2 separate regions of the Homo sapiens genome follow, and region 2 is linked to region 1. A link is a loop called in an ENCODE intact Hi-C map of the cell type or tissue named here. Cell type or tissue: psoas muscle. All regions are shown on one strand. Links, peaks and the distances in the headings refer to the core of each region. The heading gives the core; the rest is flanking DNA.

Evidence for each region. Hi-C counts contacts between places; a loop is a spot of excess contacts. Peaks named below come from ENCODE experiments on the same cell type or tissue, not always from the same donor. Only the 100,000 strongest peaks of a DNase experiment are listed, where the experiment ranks them.
Region 2: a loop joins it to region 1, with 4 times the contacts of the local background. A loop is called at or near these places in 21 of 110 quality-filtered maps.

The regions. Positions count from the first base shown.
Region 1 is chr12:94,131,569-94,136,954 of GRCh38, reverse strand. No RefSeq gene overlaps it. Among named protein-coding and RNA genes, the nearest start is that of PLXNC1, 14 kb to the left of the region's middle. RefSeq lists a silencer at 2,455-2,504. In psoas muscle, for the core only: a CTCF peak has its summit at 2,556 (motif pointing left); no DNase peak of the experiment used is centred there.
Region 2 is chr12:94,762,117-94,767,502 of GRCh38, reverse strand. No RefSeq gene overlaps it. Among named protein-coding and RNA genes, the nearest start is that of MIR492, 70 kb to the left of the region's middle. RefSeq lists an enhancer at 4,555-4,614 and a silencer at 4,935-4,984. In psoas muscle, for the core only: a CTCF peak has its summit at 3,094 (motif pointing right); no DNase peak of the experiment used is centred there.

The sequences.
Region 1 (5,386 bases), core at 118-5,117:
AGATACAGTACAAAGCAAAGAATGCTAATGGCAGTAGTATTATTAATCTTTTTAGGTAGCAGTATTATTTATCTTTTAAGGTACAAGTCCTATCTTTTCAGCTAGACCTTCAGCCTCTGTGAACAGGCTATGTGTTGTTAACAGTATTAGGATTATGAGATCATTTGATTGCGAATGAAAGGGTATTCAAAAAACATTGCTGGTTGTATGTGAATGAGAGTGACAAAACTAAAACCCAAAAGACAAAATATGATTAATGGAACCACATTTTACCTAGTTGAGGAGAGACTCACAGAAGTGGCACTCAAGGGCCTGTAGGAGGGGTGCAGTTAGCATGAAGGCATGAAAAGAGGGGCCTCGGCTGGGCACGGTGGCTCACGCCTGTAATCCCAGCACGTTGGGAGGCCAAGGCAGGTAGATCACTTGAGATCAGAAGTTCAAGACCAGCCTGGCCAACATGGTGAAACCCCCGTCTCTACTAAAAATACAAAAATTAGCTGGGCATGGTGGCACGCACCTGTAGTCCCAGCTACTCAGGAGGCTGAGGCAGGAGAATTGCTTGAACCCAGGATGTGGAGGTTGTAGTGAGCTGAGATTATGCCACTGCACTCCAGCCTGGGCGACAGAGCGAGAGAGTGAGACTCCATCTCAGAAAAAAATAAAGAGGGACCTCAAAGAAATAGGTAGTGACTGTGAGCACTTTTCTCTGGTTTTGTTGTTAAATAGACTGTGTAGATGAAACAAAACAGGCCATGGTAACAGGCTGGTGGGAAAGGGCCTTCCTGCTGTATGGAGGGTTCTGTGGCCTCAGCACACAAAGTCCAAAGATGTTGCCCATAAACTGGCCCCAGATCCTACCAGCCCAGATAACTCTTTCAGCTTCATACTTGTCCAGCACTTAAAACTTGTGCTCATCTTTGGACTCTTACCATCATTATTGTTAAAAAACAACAAGTATTTATTAGGGGACTTTCATACGTAGGGCCTTATGCTAAGAGCTAGGAATATCCTTGGTACTGTCTCCTGTTGTTAGCAGTGGGATTTTCATGCTTCTTTAAATGAGTCAGGCTCTTTCAAGCCCCTGTGTCCTTGCATTTGCTGTACATTTCACCTAAAACACCCTTTCCATCTTCTCAGCTTTGTGAGCTCTCACTTATCCACTAAGGTCCAGTGTAAAAGCTACTTTCTCCTGGGAGTCTTCCTTGAAATTGTACTAGAGTGCCTCTACTAAACTATAAACTCCCATTTAAAAAATAAAGAAAACTAGAAACTAAGTGCTGTCTCATCTTTGTGCCCCCAGGAACTAGGCCTTGTATACAGTAAGTACCCATTCATTTATTACAAAATAGTGAAGTGTGTCTCCTTCATGCCAGGCTCTGTTCTAGCAGTGTAACTAAACTTACCTGTTGAATTTGTTTAACGGGGCCAATTCCTCCCTTTGGTTATGAATTCCCTGCTCTGAACTTGAAGAGCACTTTATCTGTAGGTTGATAGCATTAAAATCTGGTGAGTCACATCATACACTATGCATTGGTTGTGTTTATAGCTCTTTCACTTAATATAATTTCTTTGAGATCAGAGATGGTGTCTTAAATTCAGTTTATCTCCATATTCCCTTTATTCCTCAAACTTTCTGTTCATTAACTTACTCCATCTTTTAACAGATACTTCCTGAGAATCTACCATGTGCTAGGCATGTGTTGCAGGCTGGGGTTATGGCAATGAGCAAGATCAGTGGTGTTATTTTTGTGCAGATTACTGGGCCTTACACGGAGTCAGTGTTCAATAAATGTCAGTTGAAGTGTAATGTAAAGGCTCTATACTCCTTAGGGGCAAGGGTCATTCTTTGAGGTACCCACAGCCCCACATACAATGACATAACTTGGCATCTCCACAGTGCATATTTACCAATTCATGAATTGACTATCTCTGCAGAGACAGAGAATATAAAAGGAGAAAAACAACTCCTTGCCACAAAAAATATTATTGATAACATGGAGGAGCATCCACTGAACATAGCTTTTAAATTATTTGTTAATTTACAGCACCTTTCAAACTTTGTTTGAACATGGCTTTATACTGAAAAGGGGAGAGTCTTATACTGTAATTATGTAAGGCAAGCTTATAATAATTATAATAATTATCAACCGAGTGCCAATAATACTTTAAGAACTCCACTGAGCATAAAGATCGCACTAGTGCCTAACAGGTATTTAAAATTAAGCTCTCTAAAATTGCAAAGGCACATATTTAGTGTTTTCTATTTTTTGGTAAGTAAAGATTCTGACAAATAATTACCCTCTTTTTCCTGGTAGAAACTTCTGTTTACACGGAAAATTTTCTCTAAGATGGATTTCTTCCAGTGAGAATTTGAGCAATTTATTTTCTTTAACATATCTTGAATGATATTTTCTCTTCTGTTTGAAAAATATGACAACATGCCAGATCTCGGAGCTTCTCCAGAGTAGAGGACACACCCATCAATAGACAAGCAAGTTTTCATGGGTATGTCATTCTAAGCATAGAAAAAGGCAGACTTTGAAGCGCGCTAGGATTCCCCCTAGTGGATGTAAAAGGTACTTGATTTAAGAAAAAAAAAAATCCACACCTGAGGGGAGTTGGTGGGTACTGTGGTTTACAAGGATTCATTCCTCCCTAGCATCTGTTTCTGAAAGTTGGAAGTATGTCACCAATTAATAAAGGTTTGATTAGCACTCCTCTTTCTATCTGGCATCCATAGTAATTAAGGTGTCTGCCTGCAGGCTTGCAAATGCAGCATGAAATTACAGTCAGCCCTAGAACAGAGAAATAAAATGAACACTCTTTAAAACAACACCATCTAATTTCCATAAGACACTCCCCAAATCAAATCCTCATCTGTGACTGTTTTGGTTTAAACGGATATGGTGCCTTTATCCAAATCATGAAAAAGTTTGGCTCTTTTTAGAGACTCTATTATTATCTATGTCAGTGGTGGCCAGCTACTTAAAAAATGTGCTTTTGTGTATTGCCCAAATTAGATTCCTGAGTGTTGGTCTTTGTCATGTCTTTTACAAATCCCCATTACTTATCATGTGTAGTGTCTATGAATTCATTCCATACACACTTGTTGATTATAGGCACAAGGCTAGATACTAGATGGGGGGGATGAAGGACACAGATAAGGATAAGACAAAGATCTTGGCCTCTGAAAAACTGTTAATCTACTCTGACATACCAACTTTCTGTCTCCTTTACTGGCTCCACTTTCTCCTCCTACCTTTTAAAGTGTTGATGTGTAGGTGACCTGATAACTATTTTTATCTGCCCAGAAAGTTTTACCATCCCTGTTCTTCTCATAAAGAGGCTGTACCCTCCTTCCAACAATATGGGGGCATATGACATGGGTCTGGCCAACCCAAGTGCTCCTTAGGTTTGGTCTAAGCATGGGTCATGTGATTCTAGCAAAGTCAACCAGAGTTCTTTCCAGGAATTGTTATAGGGATGGTGGGAGAAAAGAGATTTTTTATGGGGGTGGCTAATCTGGGGCTAGCAGTGACTTTGCTCTCTGCCTAGCAGAAAAGTCCAGTATGAAGTAGGAGAGAGAGCTAGATAGAGAAAGAGATAGAGATAGTGATGAGAGAGAGAGAGAGAGATATGAGAGAGAGAGAGAGAGATATGAGAGAGAGAGAGAGAGAGAGAGAGACAGATAGAGACACAGAGAGAGAGAGAGACTGACTGTTGAGGCTCTCTAGAACTGAGTCCTCAGCTCACTCTTGGTCCTTTGACATCAATCCCTTCTTCTGTCTTTGGCATCCTCTCATTCCTGTAGTATTCTCCCTGGTCAGTATCACCAATGCACACCACGGGCTTCCATCATTACTTACCTGCTGATGACTCTAAAAAATCTACACAAAAGTGATCTCTTGATCTCTGAACTTTAGGCCCTGAATTTTAGATCTACATGTCTAAATGCCTACTGGTCATTTCCCTTGTACATTCCATACATACTTCAAGTCAAGTCAATTTTCTTCCATACCTTTTCTCCACATGTTCCTAGTCTCCTTCGGTGGCACCACTGCCCATCCAGGTTTTCAAACCAGAAGGTGGAAGTCATCCTAGATACTTCCCTCACCTTCTATATTTAATCAACCAGCAAGCCTGCTGATCTGAATCATGGGCTTGATTTCTTGTTATAAGATTTCTTATTTCCTACCAACTACCATCAGAGAATACTATAAACACCTCTATACAAAAAAAAAACTAGAAAATCTAGAAGAAATGGATAAATTCCTGGACACCTACACCCTCCCAAGACTAAACCAGGAAGAAGTTGAATCTCTGAATAGACCAATAACAGGTTCTGAAATTGAGGCAATAATTAATAGTCTACCAACCAAAAAAAGTCCAGGACCAGACAGATTCACAGCCGAATTGTACCAGAGGTACAAAGAGGAGCTGGTACCATTCCTTCTGAAACTATTCCAATCAATAGAAAAAGAGGGAATCCTCCCTAACTCATTTTATGAGGCCAACATCATCCTGATACCAAAGCCTGGTAAAGACACAACAAAAAAAGAGAATTTTAGACCAATATCCCTGATGAACATTGATGCAAAAATCCTCAATAAAATACTGGCAAACTGAATCCAGCAGCACACCAAAAAGCTTATCCACCACGATCAAGTTGGCTTCATCCCTGGGATGCAAGGCTGGTTCAACATATGCAAATCAATAAATGTAACCCGTCATATAAGCAGAACCAAAGACAAAAACCACATGATTATCTCAACAGATGCAGAAAAGGCCTTCGATAAATTCAACTGCCCTTCATGCTAAAAACTCTCAATAAACTAGGTATTGATGGGACGTATCTCAAAATAATAAGAGCTATTTATGACAAACCCACAGCCAATATAATACAGAATGGGCAAAAACTGGAAGCATTCCCTTTGAAAACTGGCACAAGACAGAGATGCCCTCTCTCACCACTCCTATTCAACATAGTGTTGGAAATTCTGGCCAGGGCAATCAGGCAAGAGAAAGAAATAAAGGGTATTCAATTAGGAAAGGAGGAAGTCAAATTGTTCCTGTTTGCAGATGACATGATTGTATATTTAGAAAACCCCATAATCTCAGCCCCAAATCTTCTTAAGCTGATAAGCAATTTCAGCAGTCTCAGGATACAAAATCAATGTGCAAAAATCACAAGCATTCCTATACACCAATAACAGACAAACAGAGAGCCAAATCATGAGTGAACTCCCATTCACAATTGCTTCAAAGAGAATAAAATACCTAGGAATCTGACTTACAAGGGATGTGAAGGACCTCTTCAAGGAGAACTACAAACCACTGCTCAACGAGATAAAAGAGGACACAAACAAATGGAAGAACATTCCATGCT
Region 2 (5,386 bases), core at 215-5,214, 630 kb before region 1:
AGATGGAAGATCTTTCCACAGAGAACTAGAAAGTTTCTGGTCCCTTTAGGCAAAGGTTAGGAGACTGCTTCCCCCCCGCCACCCCTGTCCCACCCCCTGCCCACTGATTCCACCCTCCTCTTGCTTGCTGCCCTCTCAGCACATATCTTTCTTCCAGTTCCCCAAAGGAACCAAACCTTTTCTACATCATTACCTCTGTGTGGAGGTTACCCACCCTTTCAACATGCTAAAGTTTGTTTACCTTTAGGCTTCAGTTTAATTGTTACATCCTCCTATCTATATGTCTTTACTGGCCCCTTACCTAAAGACGGTCTTACTGTGAAACCATGCCATAACGTCTCGTATTTTTCCTTTACAACACTTACCAAATTGGGCTGGGCATGGTGGCTCACACCTATAATCCCAGCATTTTGGGAGGCTGATGCAGGCAGATTGCTTGAGGTCAGGTGTTCGAGACCAGCCTGGCCAACATGGTGAAACCCCATCTCTACTAGAAATACAAAGAATTAGCTGGGCGTGGTGGCACACAACCATAGTACCAGCTACTCAGGAGGCTGAGGCAGGAGAATCACTTGGACCTGGGAAGCGGAGGTTGCAGTGAGCCAAGATTGTGTCACTGCACTCCAGCCTGGGCAACAGAGCAAGATTCCATCTCAAAACAAACAAAACCACTTACCAAATTGATGCATATAGACACACACATATATATAATATGTATATCAGATATATGCACACAGTATGCTTACATGTATGTAAAACAACACAAATATACACAAATATAATTTGTGTAACCATTTGTTTAATGTATGTTTCACCACTGGAAGGTTTGCAAGAAATACCATGCCTGTTTTATTCATTCCTTCTTCTGTTGTGTACAGTGCTCGGAGTGTAGTAGATGCTCAATAAATGTGTCAAATGGCTGGATGAATTAGCAATATTCATGCACCAAAGTATCATGATTCTTGTTACTCTAAGAGTGGGATATGAACCACTGGAGATGACTTTAGATGTGACCTGAGTCTAGCACTGGATAATATTGTATCACCTTGAGTGAAAGTACTTTTATTTTCAATTTACTTTCAATCCCTCTGATGTTATTAAAGAGAAAAGCATGGTTTGATGATGGTCTTTAATCACTGCTGACCACTTGCCAGCCTCCCTGGTCTACACAGTGAGATCAGGCCTCAGCCAGCAACACTGTCTAACTGGACTTCAATAACATGTTTTGTTTCTATTGCATTATTCATAGGTTACCTTTTATTTGTGACACATGATATTGATTTTTCTTTTATGGAAGTGACACAAAGTCTCCTTTTAAAACAAAACTATATAAGTAAAAATGTGAGTATATTTAAGAGAAATATTAAGGAAATAGTAGTACAGTTATGATATATTAGTGGTTCTTGAATTACTGAAATTTTGGTTTTTGAAGTGTTTGAAGTTTTGGAACTACCTAGAAGGTCACTAGAGTCCAAGATGCACTCCTGAGTCCATCCCCAAACTAGTGCAGGACCATGACAAAGTAAATGCAATGAAGTGAGTTTCTCCCAAAGCTAAGTTGGTTCATTGTCATTCTGATAGCATGTTCTTTTTTGAGATTAAAGTATCTTTTCCCCAAATAGATGATGATTTTTAAAAATTGCCCCCAAATCTGGCTGGGCATGGTGGCTCATGCCTGTAAGCCCAGCACTTTGGGAGGTTGAGGTGGGTGGATCACTGGAGGTCGGGAGTTCAAGAGCAGCCTGGCCAACATGGTGAAACCCCGTCTCTACTAAAAATACAAAAATTAGCCAGGCATGGTGATGTGTGCCTGTAATCCCAGCTACTTGGGAGGTTGAGGCACGAGAATCTCTTGAACCTGGGAGGCGGAGATTGCAGTGAGCCAAGATTGTGCCACTGCACTCCAGCCTGGCAATAGAATGAGACTCCGTCTGGAAAAAAAAAAAAAAAAGTTGCCAGTAAAATCTTGTTTGCCTCCTGTGTGAATAATATGAGAGCAGTTGGTCCCACTCTTGTGTGTGTGCGTGTGTGTGTGTGTGTGTGTGTGTGTGTGTGTGTGTTGGTCCCCAGTGCAAATGCAGATGTGTCATGCATACTACCCTAAAGTAAAAAGCATTTGTGTGTTGTTTTCCCTTTATTTCAAATAGGGATTGCAAGTATCATATTTATAAAAAAAAAGATTGTGAAAATAATTTCTAGATATGGTGAGCACTGTATAAGGGATGTCATAGGAGAACGAGATGGTTGGGGGAGTAGAGGGTACTAGGGGGAGGGTGTTTCTGTAGTAGTTTCTTCCATTGGAGACAGAATAGGGATGGGAGGGGTCTGAGGGCAGTGGCTCCTAGATGGCAGGATGAGCATTTGGGGGGCAGCAGCCTCCCCATTTTCTGAGATAGGTGGTGTCAGAGGTTGGGCAAGGAGGAGAACAGGGGTTGGCAGAGGAGAGACAGGCAGGTCATCTGTGGAGGGATCCACACTTCAAGTGCTGCTGGACACAGGGAGGCTCCTGTGCCCCAGGCATCAGCCTGGAAAGAAGTTAGCCTGTTGCAACATTGTCGTAACTGCTGCCTTTCTCGCTGTTTGTGTCTGTGCCGAGTTTGCTTTGCTTATAGAACCCAAACTGCGGTTGGACTCTTAGGTCCCCATTAGAAATTTAGCAGAAATCATAAGACCAGAGAGATTATGGCCTTACTGATTGCATCAGTTTTGGCAACTGCCTAATTAGAAGCATCCAAAGAACGAGACCTTTAAAATGACTTATACTTGTTATAACCCATGATCAGCCTTTGGCTTCTCATTTGAAGCTGCTGCCTGCGGTGGCATCATAGTTAGATACTTACTGTATCTAACTGATACATAGCAGGGACTATGATTTTCTCTCAGACTTAAACCATGGTCAGCAGAACTATATTTTGCTTTTGAAAATCAGAACTCTTTCAAGGTAACATGCTTCAAGAGGAGTGATCTTCTCCCCTCCCTAAAATCCAGATGTTATACTTCGAAGTTAAAAACAACTGGAAACTGAAAAGTCTAACTGCAAGCCGCCTTCTCTGCTGTTAAGCAGTCAGCGTTCACCTACAATGGTCTTTCTCTGTTTTTGCCAGTAGGTGGTGACAGTGCTGTCTGTGCAGTTTACTTAAGTCTCTTGTTATTTATTTATTATTTAAATAATACCTCTCTCTCTCTCTCTCTCTCTCTCTCTCTCTCTCTCTCTCTCTCCGTCTCTCTCTCTCTCTCTCTCTCTCTGTCTCTCTCTCTCTCAACAGAGTCTTGCTCTGTTGCCCAGGCTGGTGTACAGTGGTGGGATCTCATCTCACTGCAACCTCCACCTCCCGGGTTCAAGAGATTCTCCTGCCTTAGGCTCCCAAGTAGCTGGGATTACAGGGACCTGCCACCACACCCCGCTAATTTTTTTTGTATTTTTAGTAGATACAGGGTTCCACCATGTTGGCCAGACTGGTTTTGAACTCCTGACCTCAAGTGACCCACCCACCTTGTACAAATACATACATATTATAGGAAGAATTAGAAAACAGATAAGCACAAAGGGAGTTGGGGGGTGGGGGTTGGAATTGTATAATCCCACCATCTGTAGATAATCACTGCTGAAGTTCAGGCATACACAGCCTTTGTGGTAAACTGACCTAAGCCAGTTTAGTGGTTCACAGCTAATAGGTTATGTATGGTTGATACCAGGAGCCTCCAGTGATGACAGATCTCTACTCCACAACCTCTGTAAGGGTGAAAGGAGAAAGCAAGAGCAGTTCTCAAACCAATCCTGCTACGGGGACAAACATGCATGACCAAGCAGGCACACAGCCTGTGCTGTAAACTGCGCTGGAGAGGCCCAAGCTCCCAGCTTTCAGCCGCTTAGACAAACACCTTGCATGAAAGGCTCTCCTGTGGCCTGTGCAGCAGCAGTGTTGTAGCCATAGCATTGAGCTAACTTTACTTAGAGTCACGCAGGCCACAGAATCCTCCATAACGTAAGACTGGAGGGATGGAGGCTGCTGGCGTTGCTGAATTCTCACACCCTGGTCATAAGAAGGCGGAGTGGCCTGTACAGCATTTCCAGCTGATCCATATACAGCAAGTCCTCAAATGATGTCATTTCAATCGGTGTCATTTCATGATCACCTTGATGAGAAAGTCTGTTCCTGGCTGGGGCCCCTGTCTGTGTGGAGTTTGCACATCCTCCCACATCTGCATGGGTTTTCTCCAGGTCTCCCAATTTCCTCCTACATCGCAGAGATGTACATGTTTGGTTAACTGGCATGTGGTCCCAGCCTGAGTGAGAGAGAGAGAGCGTGTGTGTGTGTGTGTGTGTGGCAGGGGTGTGTGTGGTGGGGGTGTGGGTCTGAGTGCACCCTGCTAGGGGATGTATCCTGTCCAGGATGGGTCCCAATGTTGCAGCCTCAGCTGCCGGGACAGGCTCCAGCTACCCTTGACCCTGAAACAGGAATAACTGGGCAAATAATTATCTTCCTTGTGTTTATTAACCTTACTTAAATGTATGTATAGCTCACATGTATTTCAGTGTTTAATATTATAAATGTTTTGGTTTTTATTTAGAAGTTTTGTGATTTTTTTTGTGATCAGAAATATGCCATAAGAACTTAGCTCTTGTTGATCTCAATTAGCCTGTGGCAAAATCAGTTTCACTATATGTTGTTTCACTGAAAGTTGCAGTTTCCTGTTGATGACATGAAGTGAGCCCTTACTGCACTGTCGTGCATTGCTTAACAACAGGGATATGGTCTGAGAAATGTATCGTTAGTCAATTTTGTCATTGTGTAAACATCATAGTGTACTTATACAAACCTAGATGGCATAGCCTACTACACACCTACACTATATGCTGTAGCCTGTTGCTCCTAGGCTAAAAACCAATACAAAGTGTTACCATACTGAATAGGCAGTTGTAACATGGTGGTATTTGTGTATTTACACATATCTAAACAGAAAAGGTACAGTAAAAACACAGTGGGTTATAAAAGATTAAAAATGGCACACCTGTATAGGGCATTTACCATGAAGGGAGTTTATAGGACTGGAAGTTGCCCTGGGTGAATCAGTGAGTGGTAAGTGAATGTGACCACTCACACAAGTGTAAACTTTAAACGCTGTATACTAAGACTACACTATATTCATTTAAAATTTTTTCTTTAATAATAAACCTTAACTTACTGTAACTTTAAAAATAAATTTTAAGAAACTTTTGACACGTTCATAATAACACTTAGGACACAAATATATTGGATAGCTATACAAAAAATAGTTTCTTTATATCCTTATTCTGTAAGCTTTTTTCTATTATTTATATTTTTACTGTTTCAATTTTTTGTTATAAACTAAGACACGAACACACACATTAGCCTTGGCCTAC